Linked DNA regions of Homo sapiens: all the other regions are linked to region 2. A link is a contact called in ENCODE Hi-C or POLR2A ChIA-PET data. All regions are on one chromosome and are shown on one strand. The core of a region is the stretch at or near the end of the contact, and the rest is flanking DNA. Distances in the headings are between cores, read along the strand shown. Region 1 has its middle 180 kb from the start of CLIC5. Region 2 has its middle 140 kb from the start of CLIC5. Region 3 overlaps CLIC5 (chloride intracellular channel 5).

What was found. A loop is a pair of places that touch in the nucleus more often than their neighbours do. ChIA-PET counts read pairs that join two places held with the same protein, here RNA polymerase II (POLR2A). Pooled maps may share reads with other maps.
Region 1: a pooled map shows a loop between it and region 2 (11-fold over the local background). The contact joins two enhancer-like sites. A Hi-C loop is called at or near these places in 2 of 168 maps with a recorded cell type or tissue (Caco-2 and astrocyte of the cerebellum) and 2 of 50 pooled maps. POLR2A ChIA-PET finds 5 or more read pairs at or near these places in 7 of 52 experiments (Caco-2, K562, OCI-LY7 and 3 more).
Region 3: a loop to region 2 is called in a map of Caco-2, with 4 times the contacts of the local background. The contact joins two enhancer-like sites. A Hi-C loop is called at or near these places in 1 of 168 maps with a recorded cell type or tissue (Caco-2) and 1 of 50 pooled maps. POLR2A ChIA-PET finds 5 or more read pairs at or near these places in 2 of 52 experiments (MCF 10A and activated naive CD4-positive, alpha-beta T cell).

Annotation. Positions count from the first base shown.
Region 1 is chr6:45,828,632-45,833,236 of GRCh38, reverse strand. No RefSeq gene overlaps it. Among named protein-coding and RNA genes, the nearest start is that of CLIC5, 180 kb to the left of the region's middle. Within about 2 kb of position 1,701, at least 2 of the 41 ENCODE cell types and tissues checked have a DNase peak (open chromatin) inside an H3K27ac peak, as active enhancers do.
Region 2 is chr6:45,878,456-45,882,923 of GRCh38, reverse strand. It overlaps a transcript of CLIC5 not described here. Among named protein-coding and RNA genes, the nearest start is that of CLIC5, 140 kb to the left of the region's middle. RefSeq lists an enhancer at 107-3,360. Within about 2 kb of position 2,708, at least 2 of the 41 ENCODE cell types and tissues checked have a DNase peak (open chromatin) inside an H3K27ac peak, as active enhancers do.
Region 3 is chr6:45,920,238-45,924,822 of GRCh38, reverse strand. All of the region lies in intron 4 of CLIC5 (chloride intracellular channel 5), which reads left to right. Among named protein-coding and RNA genes, the nearest start is that of CLIC5, 93 kb to the left of the region's middle. RefSeq lists an enhancer at 368-517. Within about 2 kb of position 1,887, at least 2 of the 41 ENCODE cell types and tissues checked have a DNase peak (open chromatin) inside an H3K27ac peak, as active enhancers do.

The DNA of each region.
Region 1 (4,605 bases), core at 452-2,951, 49 kb after region 2:
CTTGAACCCAGGAGACGGAGGTTGCGATGAGCCGAGATCATGCCATTGCACTCCAGCCTGGGCAACAAGAGTGAAACTCCATCTCAAAAGAGAGAGAAAAGAAAGAAAGAAATAGTAGCCCAGCCCTGTTGTGTGATTAGAAACCAAGTCTCCTGATCATTGGCTTCAAATTCCGCCTGCACAACCCAAAACCTTCTGCTTTTGGATGCAGACTGACTAGGGTTGGAATGCTCAAGTGACTGCTGTGAACCTTGAGCAGCTCACTGTTCATCTTTGAAAATAGGGAGAATACAACTACTACCCCTCCCTGGGTTACGCTAATCACATAGCACAGGGCCTGGTACAAAACAGGCCCTCAAAAATGTCAGTTTCAGCCAGGCGTAGTGGCTCATGCCTATAATTCCAGCATGTTGAGAAGCCAAGGTGGCTTGAGCCCAGGAATTCGAGACCAGCCTAGACAACCTGGAGAAATCCCATCTCTACTAAAAGTAGAAAAATTAGCTGGGCATAGTGGCACAGGCCTGTAGTCCCAGCTACTTGGGAGGCTGAAGTGGGTGGATGGTTTGAGTCTGGGTGATCAAGGCTGCAGTAATCAGAGATCTTGCTACTGCACTCCAGACTGGGAAACAGAGCGAGACCCTGTCTCAAAAAAACAAAACAAAAAACAAACAAACAAAAACTGTCAGTTTCCTCTCTTTATGTTTAGTTTTAAACCCATCCAAAATTTGGAACATTAATATCATTTGTTGATCAGGTTGTCTTTCTTCTCATTTCATGTGATGTATCACGAATTCCGACTAAATTTAAAGCAATTCATTCTCGGCCATATCAAAGGATTTGTCACAACTTAGCGAGGTAGAAAATGTCAAGTTTAAAACATGTGGCAGGAAGATGTGACTTCATGGACACACACAATCAATGGTCCAAGTAGGTGAGTGTTTGTGGTTGTGGGGTGAGGGGTACTGGGAAGGGTTTTACTTTCAGTTCCCTGAATACCTGTTTCCCACTCACCACACTGAGAGGTCACCCTTAGAGTCACTCCTTTGCACCTGGAAGAATTGTGGATCTCCCTGGTTCCCTGTGAAAAAGTCTAAGTGTCCCCAGGCATAGAAAAAGCAGCTGTACAGCTTAGAGAACAGTATACTGGGACTAGACCACTGGAGAACGGCCTGGGAACAGATAGGGGAGGAGAAAGAGGGAGGAAAACAGAGAAGCACTGAAGGAGAAGGCACCAGGGACAAGGGACAATTCCCCCAGATCCACGGCTTTCTTCTGCTTGTTATAACCCATGAGAAGCAGAACATCCTCCCAAAGACACTGCATCATTGGCACACAGTATATGCTAGGTTGGCACTCTACTAATGCTTCACGGCATTTGCACATTTAATTATCACAACAATCCCATCAGGTTGTCACTATTATTCTTCCCATTTTACAGCTTAAGAAACTGAGACACAGAGAGGCTAAGTGTCATATCCAAGTCACAGGGCTGTGTGATAGAGCCTGGAAATGAGCCCAAGAAGCTTGACTCCAATGTCAAACTCTGCACCACCACATTAGAAACACACTCCCCACGCAGAAACACACACACACACACACACACACACACACACACACACACTGTGGGAGGACTCTCAGGGAACTCCTGCTTTCACAGACTGCTAGGTGCCAAGTTCTGCTTTTTAGAGCCAGTGAGATAAGGAGAACTTGCTCTATTTCATGTAAGAAAGCTTATCTGTTACTAACATAGTAGATTTATCCTCTGTCAATCCAGAAGAAAGAACTAGACCTGAAGGGTGGAGCTTGTAGGAAGAAGACAGTAGTTCAACATAAGCAGTATAAAAAGAAGGGCTGCTGTGATAGGTAATGAGCTACCAGTCAGTGGACGTGTTTTTGGTTTGGCAGCTGCAGTCTAGGAATGAGCAGATGGTCTACATCCTGGGGACGAGATTGGAAGAGATGAGAACCAAAGCCCCTCCCAGCCCAGGCAGTCAATCTGAACACACTTCTCCAGACCTGCTGTTGCAAAGCAGTGTGCCGAATCAACAGGAGATGCATGTTAAATAAAACCCGACCCAGCCTCTCAAAAGTTTACAGTGAGATTCTCAGGTTTTCCAATATCATCTTCATAGAGTTCCTGGAGGAATTTAAGAAAGTACAGTGAAGATTCATTCCTTTCATCTCCTAAGGGTAAGTCCGTTCTGACCTGCCCAATAACCCTTTCTCTTCTCTGTCTGCTTCCGGAGAGCACTGTGAGAAGTCAGTCTTCTTTAAAAAAAAAAAAAAAAAAAAGTAAGAAAGAAAAAAAGAAAGACACATATATGATATGTTCTACATCTTTGCCTCTGAAGAGGAAATGCTCTGTGTTACTGTAAATAATAATTTGCAGGTCAGTGAAGGTTGTTAAATGCCCCTGATACCTTTTCTCACTTCCCTCCAGACTCTCGTAATTACTATTGCTCTGAACCCAGCGGGCAAGATGCACATTTCTCTGTCCAGGAAATGACAGCAGCAGTGTGGTACCCTCTTCTCACTTCGGGGAAAGACTGTGTATCTGCATATTGAGCCTGTCCAGAGTCCGTGTCAGAGCCGGGTATGTGCCTGCCTGGAAATAGCTGCATGGAAATGCAGGAAGTGGTTGCCCAAAAGACCTGAGGCTGCAGGTCATAGCCCCTGGGTTCTAAAGCTGGCTCTACCACAAGCTGCGTGACCTCAGACAAGTCACAAAATCTTCTGGGACTCTGTTTCTTCATCCGTAAAGCCAAGAACACAGCACTTACCATGACTCATAAATACTAATATATAATGAGAACTCATTCTTTTATTCAATATCTCATTCAAACACATATGAATCATCACTAAGGACCAGGCACTGTTTTAGTCCCCGGGGGTGCAGTAGTAAACAAAACAGCGAAAGTCTCCCTCTCCCTGGAGTTCCACTGGGAGAAGCAGATAAATAAATGAATAAACAAAACATATGGGATTTCTAAGGGCTTTGGCAAAAAGCAAAGCCTAGAAGGGTTAGGAGGAGTGCTGAGGAAAAAAAAGGGGTGTCTCTAAGAGGGTGCCATTGAGATATAGGCTCAAAGGAGGTAAGAAGGTGAGCTGAGAGATCACTGGGGAAAGAGTAATCCAGGTAGTGGAGTAGCCAGTGCAAAGGCCCTGAGGCCAGAGTGGCTGAAGCAGAGCAACTGGGAGGGATGCAGACTGGATTCAGAAGGACGTGGAATTGAATAGGGTAGGCCTTGCAAGGCTTTGGGCTTCTCTGAGACAGGAGCCACTGGAGAGTGTTGAGCAGAGGAGTGACATAACCTGCCTGGGGTTTTAAAAGAATCTCTCCAGCTTCTGTGTTTAAAAAAAGAGAATCAAATAACATATTTCCCAAAGTGTTTTGAAAAACACAAAAGTACAACATGAAAATGAAGCACAGTAAAAACTCAGTCCTCCAAGCTCCTCAGAAAAAAGTTGTTCTGGAGACCAGGTGTGGTAGATTAAATACAGCCACAAGTTCGTTGTCACTTTCCCCACTGAGAGCTCAAATTTATTTCCCCTCCCTTCACCTGGTTTGTCCTGCAGCTGCTTATCAAATATGGCCAGAGTATTGCTGTGCCAAATCCAGGCCCAGCCTTTTAGGGGACTGGCAATTTCCTCTCTTTTCCGCTTGGAATTCTCACTCTTGGGACTGCTCTTCTCAGAACCCAGCTGCTATCCATGGAGAGGCCATGTGCAGGTACTCTGGGTGCAGCCCCAGGAGGGCTCCCAGACAACAGTCACCATCAACCACCAGCCATGTGAGGAAACGCTTTCAAGATGTTCCAGTTCAATTAAGCCCCCAGATGACTTTAGCCTCATCCAACATTCTGTGGGGCAGAAGAATCTCCCAGCTGAGCCCATTTAACCCATAGCATCATGAGACAGTAAAATATTTGTTGTTATAAGCCACAATATTTTGGAGTGCTTTGTTATGCAGCAATAGTTAACCAAAACTTCAGGGTTTTCTAGAGTTCAGAGTCTACCCAGTAAGGTATCAAAACTTGAAAAGGAAAAATATTAACTATAATAAATGGAAAACATTCTAAAACGGAATATACAACTTCCTTCCTTCCTAAACAGAGTTTACCCACATTGATTAATCTTTCCTTGGTGATTCAAATGTATCCATGTGAACATCATCATATGCTTGTCTTGTTTTTAATGATGCAAAGATTCCCTAAGGGTCTATTGAAATGATTGGAGGTTTTTTCCTTATACTTACTGGCCCTGCACCTGTTTTCTTCCTTAGGTATTTTTAAAATGATTCCTCCTCCTTCATTTTTCTGTTTGTTCCTGTTTATGTCAGCTTCTCCTCATGCCTTTTCTAATTTGTCATATACATTTTGAGTGTAAGAAACTTTTTTTTTTTTGAGACGGAGTCTCGCTCTGTCGCCCAGGCTGGAGTGCAGTGGCGCTATCTCGGCTCACTGCAAGCTCCGCCTCCCGGGTTCACTCCAGTCTCCTGCCTCAGCCTCCCAAGTAGCTGGGACTACAGTTGCCCGCCACCACGGCTGGCTAATTTTTTGTATTTTTAGTAGAGACGGGGTTTCACCTTGTTAGCCAGGATGGTCT
Region 2 (4,468 bases), core at 1,459-3,958:
AAAAGGGAGGGGTCTTTTCAATACTCTTCTAGTCTTCTCACTGTGCATAGTCAGGCATGTGGTCAATGATATACTCTGACTGAAGAATGAACAGTACATGAATGAATGAGGGAGTTAAACATTTACCACATTATTTTGGAAAGTAATCACATCTCTTCAGAGACTAGAACAGATATACCATTAATTTTTGTATCACTAAAGAGGAAAATGTTTTCCATCACCTCACCACAGTATTTCTTATCATCAATTATAAGGAGCATTCTAATTTTAAGGGTGATAAAACAAAAACACATGCGTATCTTACTATTAATGAGTTACAGTAAAGAAATGTACTCAAAGCAAAACTCAGTTCCACAGATCTTCTCATTCCACTGGGAACTCATTTCAAAATTGTCCAAAGCCTCAGAGTGGGAAAAGAGTGGGAAGGAGGAAAGGCTTGGAGTCACAGGGTTAAAGAAGAACAGCTAAGGAAGTTCTGCCAAGGGCCACAGTTGTGAGTGCCTTGAGGTTTTCAAGGGTGGTGGCCATTGCCATTGGGCAGCCTCCAGCTGAAACCCAACAGGCAGGGCACACAAATGACATCAATTAATCTGAGATTGGTAATGACATGTTTGTTTTGGATTGAAGGAATGCTATTGTGGCTTCTATGCAGTGATTGGGTTGCTGTGGATGAAGGGTGGGGAGATGTGTATCCTGGACACAGTCATTCCATGGCCCTTGGGAGCCATCCAAGATGGTTCCAGGGTGTTTTTGGTAATTGGGAGTCTCTGGTAAAAGCATTTTCTCCAGGAACTTCAAAGAAAAGTCGCAAGTGTGCATTTTGATCCTGTGAGGCTAACACTCACCTGTGGATGGCCATGGGGCATTTCCAATGAGCCCTGCCTGGCTTGTTGGAAGGAACTATAATGCTCTAGAGTTGATTCACATCACTTTTTTTTTTTTTTAAAGGAAGTCTTCTTTCTCTGACTATGTAAACACTGGGGCTAAGGGGAAGTCATTTCCCCATTTCCAGAATACAGTCCAAGTTCACGAGTTCGACATTTCAAACCAGACCCATGCCCTTGGTGGTCAGGTTGGTTTTCCTTTGGCCAAACACAACCTTCTGCACTTGAAGAGGGCAGCCTGGGGTGGAAGGACACTTACAGGGCTTATTTAAAAGGGCACCAAAGTCTTCTGGGAGAGAAAATAGCTCTTTCCAGAGAGATTTTCATGATTAAGTGCAAATGAATCTGAAACACATGGATCAAATTTCCCTAAAATTACACACAGTTTTAAAAATTAAAGGGGTAAAGGGAAAGGTATTTCTGGTAACCCCAAAACATATGAAGAGACACACTTAATGCAAACAAAAATAAACCAAACAATGGTGTCTGGAGCCTTCTATTGGTACAGAACCCAGCTGAGCTTTGTCCTTTCTTGGCTAGTAAGGCTGAGGCCCTCCCCACTCATCACCTAACGGGGAGAATCTGCCGCCGGAAGGCCTTCTTCAGCTGAGATGCACTGCAATTTTTAAGAAGGAGGCAGGGCAGCCAGGGAGAAAAGCCCATTTTCTGTCAGTTAAGCCTCTCCATTAGTTACCTTTACCTTTATGAATGCTGTTAAGATTTGGGCTTTAACATACATAACTTGAAATCAGTAATATCCTTCATGCTTGCATGATTTGTTGGCTCCATATGTAACCTCTTGGCCCATTAAATTGGCTCCAACTCAAATCCTGTTGTTTCTTTACTTTCAGCTTTCTTTTTGTTGAAAAAAAGGGGGCATGGAGTAGAGGAAGAAGCAAGCAGAAGAAATGGGGAGAAGCTAGAGAAAGAAGAAAAAAATGGGATTCTTTCTACTGAAATTTCTAAATGTGGAACTCATTGTCTGTACTGGCTTTGAGGCAGAAAAAAAAACCTAAGAGTTTAAATATTTGTTGAAGTCTGGATTTCTCCCTGCACCCGTCCCCCCATTCCCTCTAGTAAAATTAAAGCTGAAGCTAGCAGTTCATGTCTAGCTCTTGAAATGTCACCGGCAACACTGCTATTATTCTGATTTTCTGGGCAACGCCCGTCGGTTCCCTGCTGCAGTTCAATTAAACTAACTCTGCCTCTCTCAGATCTGGCCTGACAGCTGCATTGAATTTGGGTTCATTGGGTGATTTATCGGGCTGGGTGATGTACAGCCACATGATTTAGGAGTGCAAAAAAACTCTGGAATGCACCAAAAAAGCAATATATGCATTATTATTAATAATAATAATAAAGATAAATGTCAGCCCCAAGTGACTCTGGTGGCCCTCGCCACTCCATTTAACATTTTAACGGTGGCATATGGCCCCTGCATGGCACTTGGTTCTGTCTGGTGCCTTCAAGGAGGCTAAGAAAAGGTTATTTGTCAAATGCTGGGTCAGAGTAAAGGGGGGATATTTTCAAAGCTCTGGGTCAGACCAGCCCAGCTGCATTCCTGTCCCTGTCATTGAACAAGCTGAACTTTGTCACATTATTAAGCTGTCAGCAACGCCAGGGCGTTGTTTAGATTTCTGGTGGGAACTCCTCACACATGCTCTGGGGCTCCATGGGGATTTTATCAACACCATTGTAAAACATGCACAAATGAGCTGTGCTGCAATTTCCCTGGGAAGACCAGCTCATTCGGCCTCATCAGGCAGGAATGGAAATACCAGAGCCAGGCTCTTTCTTGTGCCACCCACAGGCAGCCTCCCTGGTGCCCTCTGCAAACACCCACCACACAGCAGGTCCCTTGCTCTTCACGCGACTTCTCCCTGGGTGTTGATGGCTGAGAGCTCTGCCTTGGCCCTAGCCAGATTGGAAGCTGAGCGTCTTGGAGTTCAGATTCATGTGGAGCTGATGTGGCCCAATGAGACTGTGGTTGAAGTCCAACTTTAGCCCCTCAGCTTCTCTGTTTATCCCTCTTTCCCCCCTCAGTTCAGTTTGTCCCTCACCCCTGAGATCCAAATGTTCTCATATTGTTAGTCTTCCAGTCTGGGAGCTGGGAAAGCTTCAGATACAAATTAGAAAAGTTGAATCCTCAAGAATTTTCGGGTGCACCTTCTCCGTAAGGAAGGTCTGCAATCAAAGGAAACTGAAAGCGAAAGCCATGCTTCAAATTTTAGCTATCAACAAGACTCCAGGGAAGGGACTCAAGACTGGGGGCCATCCAGCAGCTTTCAAATCATGCCACTGCTGTCAGTACACACTTTACCTTTGCATGGAACTTCCTGAGTGTGGGGAAAAGGGCATGGGCAAAACATGAGTTCTGATGGTAACAGGGATGCCTGCCATATAGCTCCAGGACCTTCAGGTCTAGCACAGCAGCATTCCCACCATGGACAGCCCGTACCTGAAGGGAAGAAGCAGGCTTCAGGACAGCCTGGGAACACTTGGAATCTGTTCAAACATCAGGCTAGCTCTGAGCACCATGAGGGAAAAACCAACTCTGTCCCCTACTGGCTGTGTGACTTTGGGCCACAAACATCTGTGCAATGGATATATAACAGTAGCATGTGGTTTGTAGGCTGAAATGAAGACCAATCAAGATAATGCGAATAATAATGCTATGTATACTCCTAAACCTAGTAAGCAGTCAATAAATTGTAACTATTGTTAGTCCCATCACAAATCAGCTCATCCAGCTGATCTTCTTTTCTCCAACATCACATACGTGAATATGGCAAGGCAGGAAACAACCCCCTCAGACTGGACCACACAGACAATCACTTTCCAAATAAGGACCTATCCTAATCTTGAGACATCTTGGAGGGATACCAGTCATACAAGCATCCTTAGAAACTACTTTTAGGGTCCCCTTCACCCATTAAAAACTTATTAGCGTTAAGAAAACAAATAGATAGATAGATGGATGAATAAATATATGAAATATATGTGTGAATGAATAGGGTGATAGTATGTGTGAAGTACCTGTATTTATATTCTAAATATAATCTATGCATATATGTGTATACATATGGACATATGCACATAGATGACGAATGGCTGAAATATATAGCATGTATTGCGTGTATCTTAATGTGTATATGTTTATCTGTTTACATGTATGAAAACATTTGTATAAAGAGAAATGTCAGATGAATGGAAAATGGACGGATGGATAGAGAGAGGGAGAGAGACCTATCCCAGATGATTGTTGTCATTTGGAGTGTTACAACTCTGACCCTCTCTTTTCTAAAGAAATCAGAATCCAGGCCTGGGCACTCTTTGGCACCCCTAGCTCTTTCTACTTTGGTGTGCTTCTGCTCCAGGTTCTGGTTCTGGCTCTGCCACCAAACCAGCTGTGTGAATTTGAGAAACTCACTCGACCCTCTGGACACAAAGGAAGGTCCATTAATGACTCGGTCCTTCTCTAACTTACATGATTCTTTTTCAACTTGCAAGATCAAAAACAGACCAAAGGAGTCAGAGCCACCATTCAGAATCCACAGGCCACATGGGCTGAAACAACGTAGGCA
Region 3 (4,585 bases), core at 638-3,137, 43 kb before region 2:
TAGGAAGATGAGTATTTTTGATAGGGCACATTGCTACCCTGAAAATATATATATATATGGGCTCTGTCTTCTACTAGTAACAAATAAAAGGAGACTGAATTCTTGTATATTCAATTCTTATATATTCACTTTCAAGTTAAGGTGATATTTTTTCTCTCTCTGGTGAAAATACCTGTCCTAGCCATTGCCAAAAAGGACACACTATTTTAAATTCTCCTTTGGTGCTGGAAAAATCTGAGTCATTTACCCCCTACTAGATTTCAGGAAACAGAAGTATAAAATTGCACATTTAATTTGCTACACACTTCAAACTTTAGGAGATGCAAGACTCATGTAGTAAAAGCTGTGCAACTCAAACATCCAATGGGTAGCTTCTCCCCACAAACTGTAATTTTTGCTGGGGCACATTAGGGTATCCAGGGAACTGCTCTGAGCAAGGGGGAGGGAGGTCCAGGTGTACTTGTAGCATATCTGGGGAATTCTGTGTAAGTATCAGTCACCCCCAACCTTTAAGGTTGCCCCATTTCACATCTGTTATGATGAAGGCTTTCGGCTGGGGGACTGTGGTTCTGGCTGTAGAGTCAGAATGAAAGGAACAGCTGAATATCCCTGTTCATGTCAGCATTTCAGGGCAGAGGATGAGTCAAGCACGATGTTTACTGAGCAGAGCCAGAGGCAAGAGCCACTTTTTTCTTGCAGCTCTAAGAATTTTTTGTTGCTTTTTTTGTATGCTTTGTTTCTCATACATCAGCATCATCATGCGTTGCACATACACATTGTACATAACAACTGCTTACAGCATGCCGGGCACTGTACTAAGCCCTCTGCAGGTGATGACTCAATTATTGCTCCCAGCAACCCTCTAAGGTATGCCATGTTATGATCTCCACTTTGCAGAGAAGGAAACAAGCACCGGTTAAGCAACCTGCCCAAGCTAGTATGTGTCAGGGTCAGGACCCCAGCCCAGGCAGCTGGTCCCATGATCTGTGCTCTTGACTTGCGTATATTAACATTTAATATAATCCACTATTTAATATGTATGTAGTGCTGAATTAAACAAGAGTGTGTCATTTAGGAAATGGTGATCAAATCAGTTCACGATCCGATGAATACTCAATGAATGACTACCATGTGTATTTCCTTAAATATACTCAACACTTCCCACCTTCCCCATCAGGGTCCTCACCCAGCAATCCATGTGGGGAAAGGGGCACAAAGTTGGCCCACAGTGGGCACCGAATAGATGCCTGTTTAACAAATAAAAGAATGGGCAACTGGAAGAGAATTTGTAGGATATTCACAGAATCACCAAATCCAGTAATTATTTCAGTCTAGCATTGCAGTGGCACAGAGGCAGTTTTTAAGTTTGTGAATGGCTCTTATGTAAAAGATGTGGCTATTTGAGGATGAAACAAGACAAAATGTGGTGAATGTACTTCAGCCTAAGTGTTTTGGGGGAGGGAGAATTGAGAAAAATCTCTAGGTCTAAACGCTGGAACGGATGACTGATAAAGTTAGAATCTCTCTTAACCAGCTCATTCTAAGTGTGTGAGCATCCGCATTAAACCTAATCTATGGCCTGATACTTAAAAATAACCTGTTATAAAGTAACCATAAAAAAACTCACAGATTTCAGCCTGATTCATTTGGCCACATAAACTACAATCAGCATTAATAGCTTCCGTCAGCATTTATGCCGTACTTTCTATTAGCACGATGGGTTCTACAATCATTTATGAGTTTCTGGAAAGTCTAATAGAAAACACACGTACATGTTCTCTGTGGAAAATACACAATAGGTTTTTGGGGAGTTTTTTGTTTGTTTGTTTGTTTGCTCAGGGATAAGCCAGAAGGTGTCGCCACTGCCCCATGGCTAAAGTCTGGGCCGGGTTCCCTAACCAGAACTTCTCCCCTGATCACTCCTGAGCTCGCTAGCTCTGCAGCTTCCTCCCACATTCAGTCAGTCTCTCTCTCTCTCTCTCTCTCTATCTCTCTCTCTTTCTCTCTCTCTCTCTTCCTCCCTTCTCCTGTTGATAAATAAACATTCAGGCAGCTTACATGCTACAGATGAGTACACAAAAGGAAACTTAATTCGAAGACCTAAGTGATAATCTTTCTCTTCAAATCTACTGTGGCTTTTAAGAGGTTTAGAAAATTATTTGGATCTGGAGTCCCTACCTCCCTTCATACTTTAAGAAAATATTATACTAAAGGCATGCTAAAGTTGTCCTAAATGTTTACCATGCTGGTGTTTTAAACATAGCCAAATACTGGCCAAAGTCTCTTGCCTTTAAAAAAAATATGCATTTTGTTGTTGTACTAATACTTCTGAACATACGCCAAATATAAGGGTGATTTGTGGAGCTGTATTAAATAAAAAGATGCTTCTTTATAAGAATCCCCTATAGAGCTTGGGGAAGCAGCTATGTGGAGAATCTGTGTCTTCCTTAAGAAAGTTTCTGAATTCCTTGGAAATACATCAGAAAACACCCCATTCTCCCCACCACAGAGGAGGGTGGGCAACCAACAGTGTCCTATATCCCAACCCACCATAATTGTAAGACTTAAACGCTATCTTTCAAATAAAGAATCATTTACTGGCTTCTTACTGGAAAGAACTATAGGAGCTTGTCATTTAATTCATCCTCCCCTCTGAGGCTGAAATTCTTTCTAGAACAAACAAATAATACCCATGGCACCACGTGCTGCACACTCTCTGTAGCCCAGCTGACGCCACACGAGGGAACAGTGGGGAATCTGTTGAAGTTGCCATTGCATTTTGCTTTCTCATAAACCGCTGTTTGTCTTTCTGCCTTTCCTGTTTTTAGCAGTGCCTAGAAACGGAGGCCTGGGAATTGCCTCCCCCATGTGAGCCCCTGGGTTGTTCACACCCAGGGCCAATTTGACAACATCCTCCTCTCTGGCTATGAGGCCAAGTCCAGTGTTCTTGGTTCAGTGCCAAAGGTGGACATGAACTCTCTAAACTGTCAAACTAAGAAAATGTGACACACCCATGTGGCCTGGAGAGAGCAAAGCCAAACCCAAAGAGATGCTTCCAGGCAACTTTAGATCCCTAACATGTTAGGAAAGTCAAGAGCAAGCTTCATCCTGCAAGCTCTCCAGGATTCTCCTTGGACCTGGAACATGCTAGGATGTTCAGATAAACTTCACTTCAGACACTGAATTTCTGCCTTGAGCTATCTCTTCTCTCATCTTTCTCTCGGTGTCTTCTTCCCCTTCATCCTCTCATAAACCCAAGTTCTATAGCTGTAATAATAATAATAGCAGTTAACTTTAATCAAGTCTCACTCTGCACCAGACACTAGATGATGTGAACCTGTGAACAAGCATAACTGAGGATTCAAACCCAAATCTCTTATGGCAGAGTGAATGTGCTGCTCTGCTACTGTGTTTGTTATCAGAAGCCATGGCTCCCCGACATACTCGACCCAGATTCTCTGTTTCTTCCTTGATGAAACCAGTGACATGCAAACATAGCCAGAGGGCCCAGGCACAGCAGAGAGCGTCCCATCAGACCTGATAGAAAGTCCCCTTCCCATCTTCTAAAACCTTGCTGCCATTTCTGACTTCATGTGGTCTAAGAATCTGGTGTAGACATTATTTAAAAGACAAAGGGACCTGAAAATCAGCCCCCCCTTACCTGCCATGAGTCCTAGAAAGGTCACTGCGGATGAGAAAACCCCAGTTTCCACCTGCTTTATAATTTTGCCTTTGTGTGGTCATTCATACTCATATAACCTAACTGTAACTGGGCTACTGTTCTCTTTCTTTAAGGACTTTGGCAACTGAGAAAAAAGCTACATGACTCATTTCTAAAACCTGAAAGATGAATGCAGATCTTTATGTAAAGTTTTCTGGTGGGGGAGGGGATTGGTTACACTGCCCATCACAGAGCTGAACATCCTCAAAATCCCCTTAGAATATCTTTGCCTCTCCTCAAAATTGAGCTCGTTATAGCAGCATCTACATTTCTGCCTGCTTGGCCTGCACCTGCCCTTTTCCTCACCCTCCCAATCCTCCTGGGCCCTGCTGGGGCTCCTACATCCCGCTTGCTCCTGGATCTTTGGCCTAGTCCATCTGATCTCTCTCAGTGTCTCTTCCTCTTGTCCTAGCTGCCTGTGGAAAGAAAGGCTTCTTCTTCCAACAGATGAGTAAGTGGTGATATTCTTCTTATTATTATTTTTTGTTTCCATCACGTTACCATTCACGTTTTAAACTATCAAATGTCAACAAGTGTGGCCATCTTTGTATTTTCTCTTCAAAAATATGTGATGGCCAGAGACATCTCCGTCTGCCATGGTCTTTCTCAAACCACCACTGTACTTTTTTTGCACCCTTTGGTTATATCAACATGATCTCAAATGAGAAGATGAAAAGTAAAAACTTCATTCAGTGCTCCAGGTATTTCTCAATATCTAGATATTTCTTTCCTCCTAGGAAAAATCCAAATGGATTTCTCACTTTTTGACCAGATGTTTCATTGTCACACAGCCCGTGTGACAGCACTGGCCCCTAGTACAGGCAGAGTTGAAAAGTGATGTGATGGGTCATGGTTGCCCCTCTA